Linked DNA regions of Homo sapiens: region 1 is linked to region 2. A link is an interaction called in ENCODE POLR2A ChIA-PET data of the cell type or tissue named here. Cell type or tissue: OCI-LY7. All regions are shown on one strand. Links, peaks and the distances in the headings refer to the core of each region. The heading gives the core; the rest is flanking DNA. Region 1 holds the start of LOC107984628 (a long non-coding RNA gene). Region 2 overlaps SRP54-AS1 (SRP54 antisense RNA 1).

What was found. ChIA-PET counts read pairs that join two places held together with the same protein. Peaks named below come from ENCODE experiments on the same cell type or tissue, not always from the same donor. Only the 100,000 strongest peaks of a DNase experiment are listed, where the experiment ranks them.
Region 1: POLR2A ChIA-PET joins it to region 2 with 11 read pairs; 3 of 35 experiments call an interaction of 5 or more read pairs at or near these places.

Annotation. Positions count from the first base shown.
Region 1 is chr14:34,695,092-34,703,906 of GRCh38, forward strand. LOC107984628 (a long non-coding RNA gene) reads right to left here and starts at 6,249. Exons shown (of 3, transcript XR_001750947.2): 1 at 4,832-6,249. In OCI-LY7, for the core only: no CTCF peak of the experiment used is centred there; no DNase peak of the experiment used is centred there.
Region 2 is chr14:34,958,642-34,967,456 of GRCh38, forward strand. The region is part of intron 2 of SRP54-AS1 (SRP54 antisense RNA 1); the gene reads right to left. Among named protein-coding and RNA genes, the nearest start is that of SRP54-AS1, 20 kb to the right of the region's middle. In OCI-LY7, for the core only: no CTCF peak of the experiment used is centred there; no DNase peak of the experiment used is centred there.

The DNA of each region.
Region 1 (8,815 bases), core at 1,934-5,933, 260 kb before region 2:
TGAGGTCAGGAGTTCAAGACCAGTCTTGCCAACATGGTGAAACACTGTCTCAAAGCTGGGCACAGTGGCTCATGCCTGTAATCCCAGCACTTTGAGAGGCCGAGGTGGGTGGATCACCTGAGGTCAGGAGTTCGAGACCAACCTGGCCAACATGGTGAAATCCCCATCTCTACTAAAAATACAACAAATTAGCCAGGCGTGTTGGCAGGCGCCTGTAATCCCAGCTGCTCGGGAGGCTGAGGCAGGAGAATCGCTTGAACCCAGGAGGCGGAGGTTGCAGTGAGCCAAGATTATGCCATTGCACTCCAGTCTGGGCAACAAAAGTGAAACTGTCTCAAAAAGAAAAAAAGAAAGAAACCCCAGCTCTACTAAAAATACAAAAATTAGCCGGGCATAGTGGTGCACACCTGTAGTCCCAGCTACTTGTGAGGCTGAAGCAGGAGAATTACTTTAATACAGGAGGTGGAGGTTTCAGTGAGCCGAGATTGTGCCACTGCATTCCAGCCTGGGCGACAGAGCAAAACACCATCTCAAAAAAAAAAAAAAAAGAAAAGAAAAGAAAAAAGAAACCTCTCTTCCTTCCAAGGCCCTGGAGAGTACCTGTTGCTCTCTCTTCCCTAACAGATAAGCTTATTGGCGGGGCGCGGTGGCTCATGCCTTCAATCCCAGGACTTTGGGAGGCCGAGGCGGGTGGATCACCTGAGGTCAGGAGTTCGAGACCAGCCTGGCCAACATGGTGAAACCCCATCTCTACTAAAAATACAAAAATTCTTCGGGAGGCCGAGGCGGGCGGATCACCTGAGGTCGGGAGTTCAAGACCAGCCTGACCAACATGGAGAAACCCCATCTCTACTAAAAATACAAAATTAGCCAGGTGTGGTGGCACGTGCCTGTAATCCCAGCTACCCAGGAGGCTGAGGCAGGAGAATCGCTTGAACCCGGGAGGCGGAGGTTGCAGTGAGCCAAGATTGCACCACTGCACTCCAGCCTGGGCGACAGAACAAGACTCCATCTCAAAACAAAACAAAGAAACCCAACAGATAAACTTCTTAAAATAAAACCTCTCCTACTGTACAGAGTTGACAATAAGCATTTAGAAACTTTTACAGCCATTTGACCTGGCCATGACATCCAAACCTGGAACCAGTGGACTTGTCAGGTTGAACAGACTATAGACCAATCTGGTTGTTGCCCAGCTCTAGGGATGCATTGCATCTGGTGCAAGCTGCATACTAGTCATGAACAGTAGGACCCTGTTGTCAATCTATGACAGATTGAAAATTAAATATGTGCTTCATCATAGACGTTTGAAAAGCACTGGTTTATACCACACTGTTCTGCTTCATCTCTTATTCAGTCTTCAAGCCATTTCCATTTGGTATCTGCCCTTCACCTGCTGAAAATGCCACAGGAAAGGTCACTGACCTTCATAGGGCCAAATTCAGTGTATTATTTTTTTGTCCCCATTATATGTGACATCTCTGCAGCATTTGGCACCCTCTGCTTTGTAACATCACAGAAGGTATGTTCTCCTCCTACCTCTTTGACAATTCTTTCCTTTTTCTAGGCTTCTCTTCCTTTGCCCACTCTTGGACTGTTTCTCTTCTTCTACGATACTCACAAATTTTTGCTGGGCGTCTTATTGATGCTCCATGGTTTTAACTGTATGCTACTGATTTCCAAGCTCTATTTCCAGGGTTATAAACTTGATGGTATGTTAATGTGCTTAAGACAAAATAAATCAGTTTAAAGGTGCTTTTTTTTTTCAAGATAAGCAGAGAATCAGTTTTTTTTTCATTTATCTATTTAAAAAGTGCTTATTTATTTTTTAAGAGAAGGGGTCTCACTCTGTCACCAACGCTGGAGAATAGTGTTGCACTAAGCAACACTATTTTTAATGTAAAAAATGTATATTATTCAAAAACATTACTCTGAAGAGGAGTTCGTAGTCTTTACCAGATGCCCAAAGAATCTTTGGAAAAAGGTTAGGAAGGCCTGTAGAAACTCATGCCTCCATGACAATACCCATGTGGAACACAGAGCTCCCAGTTGGTTTTTACTTTGGCCCTAGGCCTTCTCCCAAATGATTTAATGGAAGTGGTGATAAAAAGGCCCTTTTTGTTCTTGATATTAAGGAGATTCTTAGTGAAGAAAGCCTGTTGGAACATTTCAAATAACAATTCTAGGCTGGGCTCAGTGGCTCATGCCTGTAATGCCAGCTCTTTGGGAGGCCAAGGTGGGTGGATCACTTGAGGCCAGGAGTTCAAGACCAGCCTGGCCAACATGGCAAAACTCTGTCTCTACTAAAAATACAAAAATCAGCTGGGCGTGGTGGTGCACGCCTGTGGTCCCAGCTACTTGGGACGGTGAGGCATGAGAATCGCTTGAACCTGGGGGACAGAGTTTGCAATGAACCAAGATGTAGCCACTGCACTCCAGCCTGGGGGACAGAGTGAGACTCTGTCTCAATAAATAAATAAGTAAATAAATAAATACTCGATATTTGAAGAGAAATGCCATTTATTTCCTCTAAGTGCTGTTTAACACTCACTTCTAGGCTGGGTGCGGTGGCTCATGCCTATAATCCCAGCACTTTGGGAGGCTGAGGTAGGAGGATTGCTTGAGCCCAGGAGTTCAAGACCAGCCTGGGCAACAAAGTGAGACCCCATCTCTAAAAAAATAAAATATAAAATTAGCCAGGCATAGTGGTGGACTTATAGTCCTAGCTACTCAGGAGGCTGAGGTGGGAGGATCACTTGATCCCAGTTTTAGGTTGCAGTGAGCTGTGATGGCACAACTACACTCTGGCCTGAGTGACAGAGCAAGACCCTGTTTCAAAAAATAAATAAATAATAAAATAAAACTCACTTCTAGAAAATCTTTTCTCTTTTGGATCCGTTTTTTTTCTTGCATTCCGTTACTGCTTATTCAATTGCTTATCACTGTATACTTATTAGTTTACAGGTCTATTTTGTCTCTGCAACTGGATTATAAAAGTGCCCTTGAGAAGTTTATTTCTCAGGATGACCAGGACAGTGTTCTACAAATAGACACTCAATAAATGGTTCCTGATGAGTGCAAGGCCTCTCAGAAAAGTGAACTTATTTATCATAAAAGCAAGATGAAAAAACAATATGGTTAATTACAAGGAGGTAAAAAAGAGGAATCTTTGATTCTGGATGGTACTTGCGAAAGGAATTGTGTATTTATAAACATTGTGTTGTAAACATTGTGTTTATAAATAGCTTGTATTTACTAGTGAGGATTAAAAATCATCTTTAATAGAACGTGATCTTTTAAATGACCTGAAAATTCCATTTTCTATCACCAGCGAAGAGTAGGCCAGGTTTTCTCTAACGAGCAGATTGTGTGATAAAAGAACATTGCTAAATTAATTTCTTTCTAAAATATTTGATACAGGGGCTGGGTGTGGCGGCTTGTGCCTGTAATCTCAGCACTTTGGGAGGCCAAGGCAGGTGGATTACTTGAGGTCAGAGTTCGAGACCAGCCTGGTCAATATGGTGAAACCCCGTCTCTACTAAAAATACAAAAATTAGCTGGGCATCATGGTGGATGCCTGTAATCTCACCTACTTGGAAGGCTGAGGGAGGAGAATCACTTGCATCTGGGAGATGGAGGTCGCAGTGAGCCAAGAGCAGGACACTGCACTCCAGCCTGGGTGACAGAGCAAGACTCCGTCTCAAAAAAAAAAAAAAAAAAATCAAGTTTCTGAAAATTCCACCAGATGGGGAAATGCTGACAATATGCTAGTTAAATTTAGTATTCATCTCAATGTAGAATCTGTATTAATCTCCATGATATTAAAAATGCATAAAAAAATTTGATAGAGGAATTTGGCCATGGCTTATATGTGGACAGACAAGTTTTACAGTAAAAGCAAAAGCATAGAATAACAGAAAATATAACCATGACTTTTTAAACTATAGGATATTCCATTTCAAAGATGCTATAGTTATGGTAGTTTTAAAAATTTCTTATCTATTGAAACCATTGTTACATGTTGCTGCAAAGCGGCTTACAAATCTAAATTCAGATACGACACATGATTTTCCTAGTCAATGATTTATTTCATGCTATCAAAATGTTATCTTCATTAAAAATGTTTTTAATGCCGGGCATGGTGGCTCACGCCTGTAATCCCAGCACTTTGGGAGGCCGAGGCGGGTGGATCATGAGGTCAGGAGATCGAGACCATCTTGGCTAACACGGTGAAACCCCGTCTCTACTAAAAATACAAAAAATTAGCCGGGTGCGGTGGCGGGCGCCTGTAATCCCAGCTACTCAGGAGGCTGAGGCAGGAGAATAGCATGAACCCGGGAGGTGGAGCTTGCAGTAAGCCGAGATAGCACCACTGCAGTCCAGCCTGGGCAAAAGAGCGAGACTCCATCTCAAAAAAAAAAAAATGTTTTTAATATATTTTTCTTTCCACATTTATAAATTTCCTGAGCCAATTCTGAAGCTTAAATGATCCTAAATGTCTACAATACTAAAAATATAGTCAATATTTTCCAAATAATTATTAAAGCTCTGCATTCTTTCATTTAATTTTGAAATTAATCAAGTCCTGTCATTTCTCCTACATACCTCTCAAATCCACCTACCCCAAATGTATTTGCCACTGCCTTGATTTAGGCATCTTAATCGCCTCCAATTTCTTTCTCCTTACACATATTCTTATCATGGTCATAAAACAATCAGGTTTGTGTTTCAGAAAGATCATACCACTCCTTTGCTTAAAACCCTGCACCAGCTCCTTAGCACAAAATTTCACATGGTATCCAATGCCCTCAATGATCTAGCTCATACCCACCTCTCCTGCACTTCTCTCATCACAGTGCCTCACGCTTGACTCAATAGCAGCTGTAATGAAACATTTGCAAGGCATCTGCGGTTTTTTTTTTTCTCTAGGACAATCCTTTCATACAGATTTCTGGTGAACTCTATCATCCTTTACAACCCAGCTCAAACATTACTTCTGGAAGGCCTTCTCCAAGCCCATTTCAACTCCAAAGTTAAGCACTCCCTCTTCTAAATCTAGTAGTAACATATGGTTGTATTTATCACATTGTATTACATCATAATTATTTGTTTATGTGCTTGCTTGCCTTCCCTATATCATGGAAAGCTTTTTGAGCCTAAGAAAGGTGCTTCGTGTTTGTTGAACTGAACTGAATTTGATCTAATGGTCTGAGCTGAGTAATTGGGAAACAGATGGGATGTTTCCAGAGTGATTCATAGTAGCCAGGATGATCATGTTTCTCCACAGCAAACATAAATCATGTTTCTTTAATCACAAGGATTACCAGACTTTGCTGGAATAGCAAACAAAATGCAAACTCTCTCTTAGTTAAATGAAGACTAAATATCCACGAGCTAATTAGTCAATGTATGATCTGCATAATTTGAGCCAAATTAGTAAATATCACTTTTTCATCAAATATAGATTGAGTGCTTCTGGCTTAGTGCAAAATGTATACATTATGTTTTATCTTACATCTTTATATGAAAGGGACAAAGTAGATTAGAGGATGGATTATTTACACTGTGCACCAGGAACTAGCAACTATTAAACTTTATCATACAAATACAAGGGGAAAAGTAGAATCCTGATATATTGGAAACTATTTATTTTGTAAAATAATTCCTTTGGGGAACAGTAAAAATCATGTCTATTATCAATTCCCAGTGTAACAAAAAACAAAAATGTCTATTATCAATTCCCAATGGCACAATAAACAGAAGAAAATTTTGTGGTTTCAGATCTTAATGGTAGATGGCACTAAGTCATGCAGCGAGCACTTAGGTAGGTGCAATGCATAATTTTCAAGATTCAAATCTGTTGTGACTAGAGCCACAACAGTTCTTTCTGGGATGAAAAATACCAAGGAATCTGCACAAACAATATTTGAGTAAAGTTTCCCTCTTACCAGCATATATTGATAACTTAAAACCAGTTTTAACTACAGGAATCTTCCTATTAGTCATAATAGCTTAACACAAGTAATTTGTAGTGTTTAAAGCTAACTCATGATTTAGCTTTCTTATTTGTTCTTTTCTATATTTTGCAGAGGTTCTCTATAAAACATGTTATTTTTGAAATAAAAATAAATACAATTTTCTGAGAGTTAGCCAGAAGAATATCATTCATATTACTTAATGATAGTAATCATATCAGTTAGCCCATTTTTAGGATGTTCTTATGAGAATATAATTTTTTTTTTTTTTTGAGATGGAGTCTCACTCTGTCACCCACGCTGGAGTGCACTGGCATGATCTCAGCTCACTGCAAGCTCCACCTCCCGGGTTCACCCCATTCTCCTGCCTCAGCCTCCTGAGTAGCTGGGACTACAGGCACCCGCCATCACGCCCAGCTAATTTTTTGTATTTTTTAGTAGATCTGTCTGCCTCGGCCTCCCAAAGTGCTGGGATTACAGGCGTGAGCCACCGCGCCCGGCCTAGGCTGTGTTTTTAACCCAAGGGTCATTTTCTTTTTTCTTTTTTTCTTTTTTTGAGACAGAGTCTCTCTCTGTCGCCCAGGCTGGAGTGCAATGGTGCAATCTCGGCTCAATGCAACCTCTGCCTCCTGGGTTCAAGCGATTCTCCCACCTCAGCCTCTTGAGTAGCTGGGATTACAGGCGTTCACCACCACGCCTGGCTAAGTTTTGTATTTTTAGTAGAGACGGGGTTTCACCATGTTGGCCAGGCTGGTCTCGAACTCCTGGCCTCAGGTGATCTGCCTGCCTTGGCCTTCCAAAGTGCTGGGATTACAGGTGTAAGACACCACGCCCGGCCCATTTTCTAGAATTCTATTTACTTATTTAATATATTGCAAAGAGGAAATCAGAAAGAAAGAAAACATCCAGCTCAGAACAGGAAGCTTTTTTGTTTGTTGTGGCAATGTTACTGAATGACACTTGCATTAATCCCAAAACATTTTTTTTCACAGCCAGAGCATGACACCTATCTAAATCAGTCACATGGTATTTCTTAAGAACTGCTATACTGTGATAAATATAATATAAAACAAAACATTTTTCTCTAGCAGGTAGATAAAAACAAAACAATGAAGTATTTAAATGCTTTCAAAATAAAAATAAACAGGATCTGCTTTGAAGTCAAAAAAATAAGGAGAGGGCCAAGCGCCGTGGCTTATGCCTGTAATCCCAGCACTTTGGGAGGCCGAGCTCAGTTGGTGGATCACTTGAGGTCAGGAGTTTGAAACCAGCCTGGCTGACATAGTGAAACCCCGTCTCTACTAAAAAATACAAAAAATTAGCTGGGCATGGTGGTGCGCGCCTGTAATCCCAGCTACTCAGGAAGGCCGAGGCAGGAGAATCACGTGAACCTGGGAGGTGGAGGTGGCAGTGAGCTGAGATCATGCGACTGCACTCCAGCAAGGCTCCATCTCAAAATAATAATAATAATAATTAATAATAATAATAATAATGAGATGGCCGGGTGTGGTGGCTCATGCCTGTAATCCCAGCACTTTGGGAGCCCCAGGTAGGTGGATTGCTTGAGGTCAGGAGTTCGAGACCAGCTTGGCCAATATGGTGAAACCCTGTCTCTACCAAAATACACAAAAATTAGGCAGGCGTGGTGGTGCGTGCCTGTAGTCCCACCTACTCGGGAGGTTGAGGTGGGAGAATTGTCTGAGCCCTTGGAAGCGAAGGTTGCAGTGAACCGAGATCACACTATTTTACTCCAGCAGCCTGGGTCACAGAGTGAGACTCCGTCTCAGAAAAAAAAAAAAAAAAAAAAAAATGCTGGGCGCGGTGGCTCATGCCTGTAATCTGAGCACTTTGGGAGGCTGAGGCGGGCAAATCATGAAGTCAGGAGTTCGAGACAAGCCTGGCCAACATGGTGAAACCCCATCTCTACTAAAAATACAAAAATTTAGCTGGGCATAGTGGTGGACACCTGTAATCCCAGCTACTCGGGAGGCTGAGGCAGAAGAATCGCTGAAACCCAGAGGGCGGAGGTTGCAGTGAGCTGAGATGGTGCCACTGTTCTCCAGCCAGGGGGACAGAGTTAGACTCCATCTCAAAAAAATAATAATAATAATAATGAGAGAAGTTTTGCAGTCAACTTCCTAATAATAAATAATTCTATTATGGCAAATATTGAAAGTAGACACATGACTCAATATATAATAGTATTTTTTAAAATTATTAATCAACAATTTTGTTTTCCTTTTAAGCCTAAAAAAAAGAAACCCAGGTACTTCTTTTGCTATTTAATTTTTTTTTTTTTAAGACAGTCTCACTCTGTTGCCCAGGGTGGAGTGCAGTGGCGCCATCAAGGCTCATGGCAACCTTCTGCCTCCCGGGTTCCAGCGATTCTTGTACCTCAGCCTCCCGAGTAGCTAGGATTACAGGTGAGCACCACTGTGCCTGGCTAATTTTTGTATTTTTAGTAGAGATGGGGTTTCGCCATGTTGGTCAGGCTGGTCTCAAACTCCTAGCCTCAAGTGATCCGCCTGCCTTGGCCTCCCAAAATGCTGGGATTACAAGCATGAGCCACTGTGCCTGGTCCCCAGGTACATTTTTAAATCTTTTTTTTTTTTTTTTTTTTTTTTTGAGACAGAGTCTTGCTCTATTGCCCAGGCTGGAGTGCAGTGGCGTGATCTCGGCTAACTGCAACGTCCGCCGCCTGGGTTCAAGAAACTCTCATGCCTAAGCCTCCTGAGTAACTGGGATTACAGGCGCGTGCCACCATACCCAGCTAATTTTTGTATTTTTAGTAGAGACGGTGTTTCACCATGTTGGCCAGGCTGGTCTTGAACTCCTGACCT
Region 2 (8,815 bases), core at 2,217-6,216:
GTAGCTGGAACTACAGGCACACACCACCACGCCTGGCTAATTTTTGGAGCTTTTTAGTAGAGACAGGGTTTCACCATGTTGGCCAAGCTGGTCTCGAACTCCTAACCTCAGGTGATCAGCCCATCTCAGCCTCCCAAAGTGCTGGGATTACAGGCATGAGCTACCATGCCTGGCCTGTGGTCCGATTTTTAAATATTTTCCTTCTTTTTTCTCAGTGTTAGGAATACTAAAATATGGGCCTGGTGCAGTGGCTCACGCCTGTAATTCCAGCACTTTGGGAGGCCAAGGCGGGCGGATTGCCTGAGGTCAGGAGATCGAGACCAGTGTGGCTAACTTGGTGAAACCCTGCCTCTACTAAAAATAAAAAAAATTAGCCGGGCGTAATGGCACGCACCTGTAGTCCAAGCTACTCAGGAGGCTGAGGCAGGAGAATTGCTTGAACCCGGGAGGTGGAGGTTGTAGTGAGCTGAGATCACACCACTGCACTCCAGCCTGGGCAACAGAGCGAGACTCCGTCTCAAAAAAAAAAAAAAAAAAGAATACTAAAATAATAAATTTAAAGTTGGCCTGGAGCCTGTAAACATATTACTCAATATAAAGAAAAAGTCAATCATTTCAAACTTTTGAAACATGTATGAAATACATGAAATATGTAAATTAACCTCCTGATCTATCACAGCTCTCAAACAATTCCCCCCTTTTCTTTTCCATTTCTGTTCACTCTTTTCCCCCACATCCCACAACTATACAGATAGGGTAAAAGAGAATCAGGTGGATCAATTAATTATGGCAGCCCACAGAGGTGCTCTTAAGGTCCCAGGAAAACCATAAAGGAATAGCTCTGGGCGAACTCTGGAATGCTAACAATGCAGAGGCCACAAGGTAGCTCAAATCAATTTAACCGATATTTAATAGGCACCTCCTATGCACAAGATACCATGCAGAGATATACACTATGATGAATGAGACACAATATTTACTCTCAAATATGTTATCTAGTAAGGGGATTAGAAAAGCTATGTTAGTAAGTTCATACAACAGCTGCCATCAAAGGAATAAGCCAACACCAGGGATATGAATGAGGGAAAGTTTACCTCTAGCCTGAAGAAAAGGGAAAAAGAATTTCAATCCATAGGCCTTGCCTGTAAAGACAGTGGATAAGAGACATGTATGTACATTACTGAAACCCCATTATAATGACAGAATAGGGGTTTTTAAAAGAAGGTGTAAACCTTCAAGGATGGGTAGAATGGGAAAGGAAATAACAGATATAAAAATTTGTTGTTAGAACAAAAGGAGAAGTGATAAGGAATTTAGGAGACCAGAGAAAATTGATTTCAAAGATAGAAGTATTGAGAGCTAAGACTCAAATCTGACTTATGCTACAGAATCTCCAAAAGGCTAATAATTGGTGGTACCAGGTGAAGTAGGGGGAAATGCTAAAAATAAGGGAATGTGGCTGAAAGTCAGATTAAGACGCAGTCAGATCCCTATTTCCCTTTCTCCTACTCCAGCAAATGAATAGAGGTTTATTCTCTGGAAATGGTTGAACCAGACAACCAGGGGATTCCAGGCCTCGCTGAAAGAAAGGGTAACGTACTGAAAACTGAGGAATTAAGGAAACATGCATGCAGAATGCTGAGAACCCTGCCTCTTCAACCCTTTTGCTCTACCACTCTGTTCCCAGTATGCAGCTTGTTATTCAGCTAGAAGATTGAAAAGGTTTTTTCTAGGCAATCAGATCAGCCCAAAAGGAAAGATCTTAAGATATTTCACTAGATATTTCCCAACTAATGAACTACCCAGCAAGATCACTCAATAGTGAAGTCCACAGTTAACAATCCCCACTCAGAACTTCAATCAGCTTTTTTGTTACTCATTCTTAAGCATGAGCAGAAAACCAAGGATTCAGAGAAAAGCCCTGTACAAAAGATGAAACAGGCCGGGCGCAGTGGCTCACGCCCGTAATCCCAACACTTTGGGAGGCCAAGGTGGGTGGATCATTTGAGGTCAGGAGTTTGAGGCCAGCCTGGCCAACATGGTGAAACCCAGTCACTACGAAAAATACAAAACTTAGCCAGGCTTGGTGGCATGTGCCTGTAATACCAGCTACTTGGGAGGCTGAGGCAGGAGAATTGCTTGAACCTGGGAAGAGGAGGTTGGAGTAAGCTGAGATCATGCCACCGCACTCCAGCCTGGGTGACAGAGCAAGACTCTGTCTCAAAAAAAAAAAAAAAAAAAAAAAAGAAAGAAAGAAACAACAACAAAAACAAATGAAAAAGGAAAAATTGAACCTTGGAGGCTAGTTGGATTTCAACAGATACAATAAAAAACAATCCTAGAATCCCTTTCTGTTAATTTTAAGATACCTCAAATCCATTTGTTTATAGCTTTAAGGAAGGAAACTGTTAAGGTTTCTAAAAGTCATAAGGTGGTATAAAAATACCAGGTGTGGCTGGGCGCGGTGGCTCACACCTGTAATCCCAGCACTTTGGGAGGCCGAGGCGGGCGGATTACGAGGTCAGGAGATTGAGACCATCCTGGCTAATATGGTGAAACCCGTCTCTACTAAAAATACAAAAAATTAGCCAGGCATGGTGGTGGGTACTTGTAGTCCCACCTGCTCGGGAGGCTGAGGCAGAAGAATGGTGTGAACCCAGGAGGCAGAGCTTGCAGTGAGCTGAGATCACACCACTGCACTCCAGCCTGGGCGACAGAGTGAGACTCCGTCTCAAAAAAAAAAAAACAAAACAAAAAAACCAAAAAACCAGGTGCAGTGACTGAGGCCTGTAATCCTAGCACTTTGGGAGGCTAAGGTGGGCAGATCGCTTGAGCTCAGGATTTCAAGACCATCCTGGGCAATGTGGTGAAACCCTGTTTCTACCAAAAAAAACACAAAAATTAGCCAGGTTGGTGGAGCACACCCGTAGTCCCAGCTACTTGGGAGGCTAAGGTGGGAGGATCGTCTGAGCCCAGGGAGGGACCCTGTCTCAAAAAAAAAAAAAAAAGGTATAAAAAAAGTTTTATCTATTTATTTATTTGAGACAGAGTCTTGCTGTGTTGCTCAGGCTGGAGTGCAGTGGCATGATCTCAGCTCACTGCAACCTCCGCTCCTCGGGTTCAAGCAATTCTCCTGCTTCTGTCTCCCAAGTAGCTGGGATTACAGGGCAGGCGCCACCACACCTGACTAATTTTTGTATTTTTAGTAGAGACGGGGTTTTGCCACATTGGCCAGGCTGGTCTCAAACTCCTGACATCAGGTGATCTGCCCGCCTTGGTCTCCCAAAGTGCTGGAATTACAGGTGTAAGCCACCAGGCCAGCCTCAGAGTTTTTATTTTTTTAAAAGACAAAGTCTAGCTGTTATCCAGGCTGGGCTGCAGTGGCATGACTGTAGCTCAATGAAGCCTCAAACTGCTGGGCTAAAGGAGTCCTGCCTCAGCCTCCCAGGTAGCCGGGACTTACTGGTGTGTGCCACCATACTTGGCTAATTTTTTTTTTTTTTTTTTTTTTTGTGGGGGAGAGATAGTTTCTCAGGCTGGTATTGAACTCCTGGCCTCAAGCAATCCTCCCACCTTGGCCTGCTAAGGTGCTGGAATTATAGGCATGAGGCATTGCACCTGGCCAAAAAGTTTTTATCGGGTTGCTGATGGCCACAGAAGCTACAAGCCAGGAAAGTATGTGGATGGGTGTGTCTGCATATTTTCCTTTGAAAAGGGGTAAAAAACATCTTTAAAAATGTAAGTAAGGCTGGGGGCAGTGGCTCACGCCTGTAATCCCAGAACTTTGGGAGGCCAAGGTGGGCGGATCACGAGGTCAGGAGTTCGAGATCAGCCTGGCCAATATGGTGAAACCCTGTCTATACTAAAAACACAAAAAAGATCTGGGCGTGGCGGTGCTTGCCTGTAGTCCCAGCTGCTCAGCAGGCTGAGGCAGAAGAATCGCTTGAACCTGGAAGGTGGAGGTTTCAGTGAGCCGAGATCGTGCCACTGCACTCTAGTCAGGGTGACAGAGTGACACTCCATCTCAAAAAAAAAAAAAAAAAGTAAGTAAATATGTATTTTGTACACCTTTATTATCTTCTTTAAAAAGAAACCAACAAAAATTACTTGGTTATCCATTTATAAACCATGATTTTTAAGAGTTCATAATTTTTAAATATCAATTTTCAATTATATTGATTCTATTAGTTATGTGATTCTTGTGCAAGAGCAAGGTATTATTGTTCACTACATATGGGATAGTGAGAAAATACCATGAACTTACTATTGGACAACGAATTTACTCTGATCATTTGCCTCTATCTCTAATATGAGCAAGTCAGGGAGAGAGAGAGGTGGGAAAGAGGAGGGAATGAAATAATTTTCTTCTGTAAAAAAGGGGAGGCCGGGTGCGGTGGCTCACGCCTGTAATCCCAGCACTTTGGGAGGCCGAGGCGGGCGGATCACGAGGTCAGGAGATCGAGGCCATCCTAGCTAACACAGTGAAACTCCGTCTCTACTAAAAATACAAAAAACTAGCCGGGCATGGTGGTGGGCTCCTGTAGTTCCAGCTACTCGGGAGGCTGAGGCAGGAGAATCACTTGAACCGAGGAGGTGGAGGTTGCAGTGAGCCAAGATTGGGCCACTGCACTCCAGCCTGGGCGACAGAGCGAAACTCTATCTCAAAAAAAAAAAAAAAAAGGGGGCGGGGTGGTGGAAGACTACATCCTTAATCTTACTGAGGTACATCTTTCCACATTAGATTGCACTTAACATCAGAGATACTCGGTATTTCTCTGCATTGCCATCAGAAGTACAGAACTATTAGTGAAATGATAAAGATTACTGCATTAACCAAAAAAATTCCTTTCTCCTTTTTTGTTATTTTTCTTCTTAAGTACGGGAAAAATAGAAAACCTCTGTTGTAGCCTAACCTATGGCATCATTCCCCCATGAACTGCTATTCTGTGGCATACACGATACCTGCTGAAAAAGAGGTATTGTGAGCATTACTTAGGCCTTTATGTATTTTTGACATTCACAGATTAATTAAATACACTTCTAACCAACCTCTAGAGATTCAAAAATGCTGCTACCAAAACTGTATCTGGTAGGAAGACAATTCAAAAAATTTTACTTTCCAATAAAATCAGGGAAGAGAGAAATATGTGAATAGGATATAATTACAACAATTCATCTCTATTAATGTTTTAAAATATTTAAGAGAATTCAATCTGTTTCTATACAATGGCAACCAAGAACAGATTGGAAAACAATGCAAAAGAGATTTGACTAAGTTAAAAGGTACCTTTATTCTGTCAGTGAGCAGGTATTTTTTTATGACCATTTCCTGCAATTGGCGAAAAGTCTCCTTTCAATTCTACTCCATAGAGTTGCACTGCTGAACTGGAAAGATAACCCTAAAATAGGAAGATACGCTATGATGCAAATGAATGAACTCTTACCCATGGATTTATTTCTACTTGAAATTTTAAAAATCAAGCTTTAAAAAATATAGTTTGGCCAGGCATGGTGGCTCACACCTGTAATCCCAGCACTTTGGGAGGCCAAGGCAGGTGGATCACCTGAGGTCAGGAATTCCAGACCAGCCTGGCAAAGGTGGCGAAACCCCGACTCTATTAAAAATTCAAAAAATTAGCCAGGCGTGGTGGTGGGCACCTGCAGTCTCCACTACTCGGGAGGCTGAGGCAAGAGAATTGCTTGAATCCGGGATGCAGTGGTTTCAGTGAGCCAAAATCACGCCACTGAACTCCAGCCTGGGCAACGGAGTGAGACTCTGTCTCAAAACATATAAATAAAAATAATTTGATAAAGTAAAAATAAAATGAAAGTAATATCTTGTAGTTTATGTAAAACTTACAACTTCCTGAACTGAAAAAGGCTCTTACTGATCAGAGCCTTGATTATAGTTTATTAATTCCCATTATCTAAAATAGTTATATTTTTAAAGATGGGTTTCCTTTATTTTTTGAGACAGGGTGTCACTCTGCTGCCTAGGCTGGAATGCAGTAGCATAATCACAGCTCACTGCACTCTCATCTTCCCTAGGCTCAGGTGATCCTCTGAACTCAGCCTCCCAAATAGCTGGGAAGAGGAGTGCACACCACCATGCCTGGCTAATTTTTGTATTGTTTTGGAGAGACCGAGTTTCACCATGTTGCCCAGGTTGGTCTCGAATTCCTGGGCTCAAGTGATCCTCCAGCCTTGGCCTCCCAAAGTGCTGGGATTACAGGCATGAGCCACCATGCCCAGTCGGCCACATGTTTTAATAAATCTACTAATGACAACCAGAAATCCTATTTCAGATTTTGGTAAAACCATTTAAGATCATAAGAAATAAACACTCATGATTTAATTTTAAAAAACCCACACTGAAGTGATGTTTTAGAAACAAGCATTCAAACTTAGGATCACAAAAAACTGGAGCAAGATGTGTCCTTGGATAGCATTTAGTTTGCTCATTTAAAATGAGGAACTAGAGGCCTAGAGGTGTTAAGTGGTTTGCTTATGGCCATACAGTAATATCCTAGGTCAAGTAAATTTGTCAGCTTTATAAAAGCTCTTATCAAAGTTCAACATACTATTTCGGTACAGTACCAAAAAAAGGGGTTAGAAGGCAGTAGTGACTGATAAAATAGCAAAGTGTTACAAGAAAGAGTCATACACTTCTGTTTTGTTGATATTCCTTAATTTGCATTGCAGAGACAAAGTAGTAAAGGAAATCAGACACGTGGTCTTTGAAATCCCAAATTCCATTGTCATCATAAACTAGAATATAAGTGTCTACCTATGTCATAACTTATTATTCTTTTACTTTAATAAATAAAGCCACACTGTCACCTTGGATGGTGACAGGCAAAGCTGTTGCTAGCAGAAGAAAATGCTTTCCAAATGTTGATGTCTGCAAGCTGGACAGTACCCCATAAAGGACTATGCTAGGCCTGGAGCTGATGTCAACCAACACCTTTCCTGATATGTCAGAGAGTACATGATGATAAATGAATTTCATTTCCATGAGAGAGAAGTAATGAGAAATAAATCCCAGAGAATTAGAAGAGTGAACATCAAATTTTGCTTGGGTATAAGTAATTGCATTCTGGACTTCTAATTCTTTCATCTATATTTCATCTGTAAAGTATATTTCATGTTTTTGTTCCTTAATCAATGAAAATCATCCAGAAGTTATTTGGAAAAAATTCGTGTGATAATTTTTTACTCATCCACTCTGACTTAGAACAAATATTAAGTCTGACATTTAAGAGGCCTTTAGGGAACAACTACTTAGAAGACCGTCTCTATTCCTGTGCCCCTCATTTCCTTCTTGCTGCTGCTTTAGAGTCCTGGGTTTTTTTCCTTTCTCTACTTCCTATGGCCTGTTGTGCCTGGGACAGCGTCATAACTTCCATACCATCCGGCTTTCTCACCTTACACCAGAACTAACCACAGAAGTACTATGTATTGCTGCATAGACTGTAGACTACGAAATGTATGACTGGCTCTGGAGCTATACAGAGTGGCAGCCCTCATCAACCTGGAATAGATTCTGGAGGGCAAGAGAGGAGTGGTGTGAAAGATTCACATACACCCATAAATTGCTTTTATCCCACTTAGTTTAACTGCCACCATTTCTAGCCTGGTAATCTATCTTCTCATCCTAGTTTCTGTCATGAAATATCTGAGATAGCCTGAGTCTGGTTTTCTTCTGATATGTAGGTAACCCAAAGACTTATCTTATGTTCTATGTAATAATGATCAGGAAGGGGAGAAACCTTGGTCCTAAGTAACAGAGGGTGAAAAGTAAAACAGAAGCAGGTAGGCCTATCCCTTAGAAGAGAATAAAAGGTGTAACTAGGCCTCTGGAGTCATTCTTGGGGGTTGGGCTGTAAGCAGTGTAGTCGTTATCTCCCTAGGATCCTCATCTTCTCTATCCTCTTTGCCACACTAGTGCTTCTTTGGGTTACAGAGTCACCACTACAGTCTTGTAGCTAGACATGCCCCTTGTGACAGAGAGGGGGAAAGTCCCTTATGGTGATAACTGTTTCAGATTCATTATAGTTCTCTACAATGGGGAGGCTGGCCTGTTTACCCAGTAATTAAAAATAAGATTTTTACGGGAAGACACATCCTAATCTTCGAATTTTTATCTGTCAGACATAGCTCTTCTATAAATATTTTTAACAGGATGTTAACAGTTATTAACTTTTTTTCTGAGATGTCTCACTTTGTTATCTCACTTTGTTGCCCAGAATGGAGCGCCAGTGGCAAGATCTTGGCTCACTGCAACCTCCGCCTCCCACGTTCAAGCAATCTTCCCACCTTAGCCTCCCATGTAGCTGGGACTACAGGCGTGTGCCACACCACACCCGGCTAATTTTTGTATTTTTATTAGAGATGGGGTCTTGCCATTTTGGCCAGGCTGGTCTCAAACTACTGACCTCAGGTGATCCACCTACCTCAGCCTCCCAAAGTTATTAATAACTTTTTAGTGTTTCTTCTATTATTGTCCAAATCCTTTTCGTTCTGTGAATTTTAACTACCTCAAATGGAAACTAGAAGTATTATTGAGAAATAGGATCTTTTTTTTTTTTGAGACGGAGTCTTGCTGTGTCGCCCAGGCTGCAGTGCAGTGGTGTGATCTTGGCTCACTGCAACCTCCGCCTCCCGGGTTCATGCCACTCTCCTGCCTCAGCCTCCCGAGCAGCTGGGACTACAGGCACCCACCACCATGCCCAGCTAATTTTTTATATTTTTAGTAGAGACGGGGTTTCACCGTGTTAGCCAGGATGGTCTCGATCTCCTGACCTCGTGATCCACC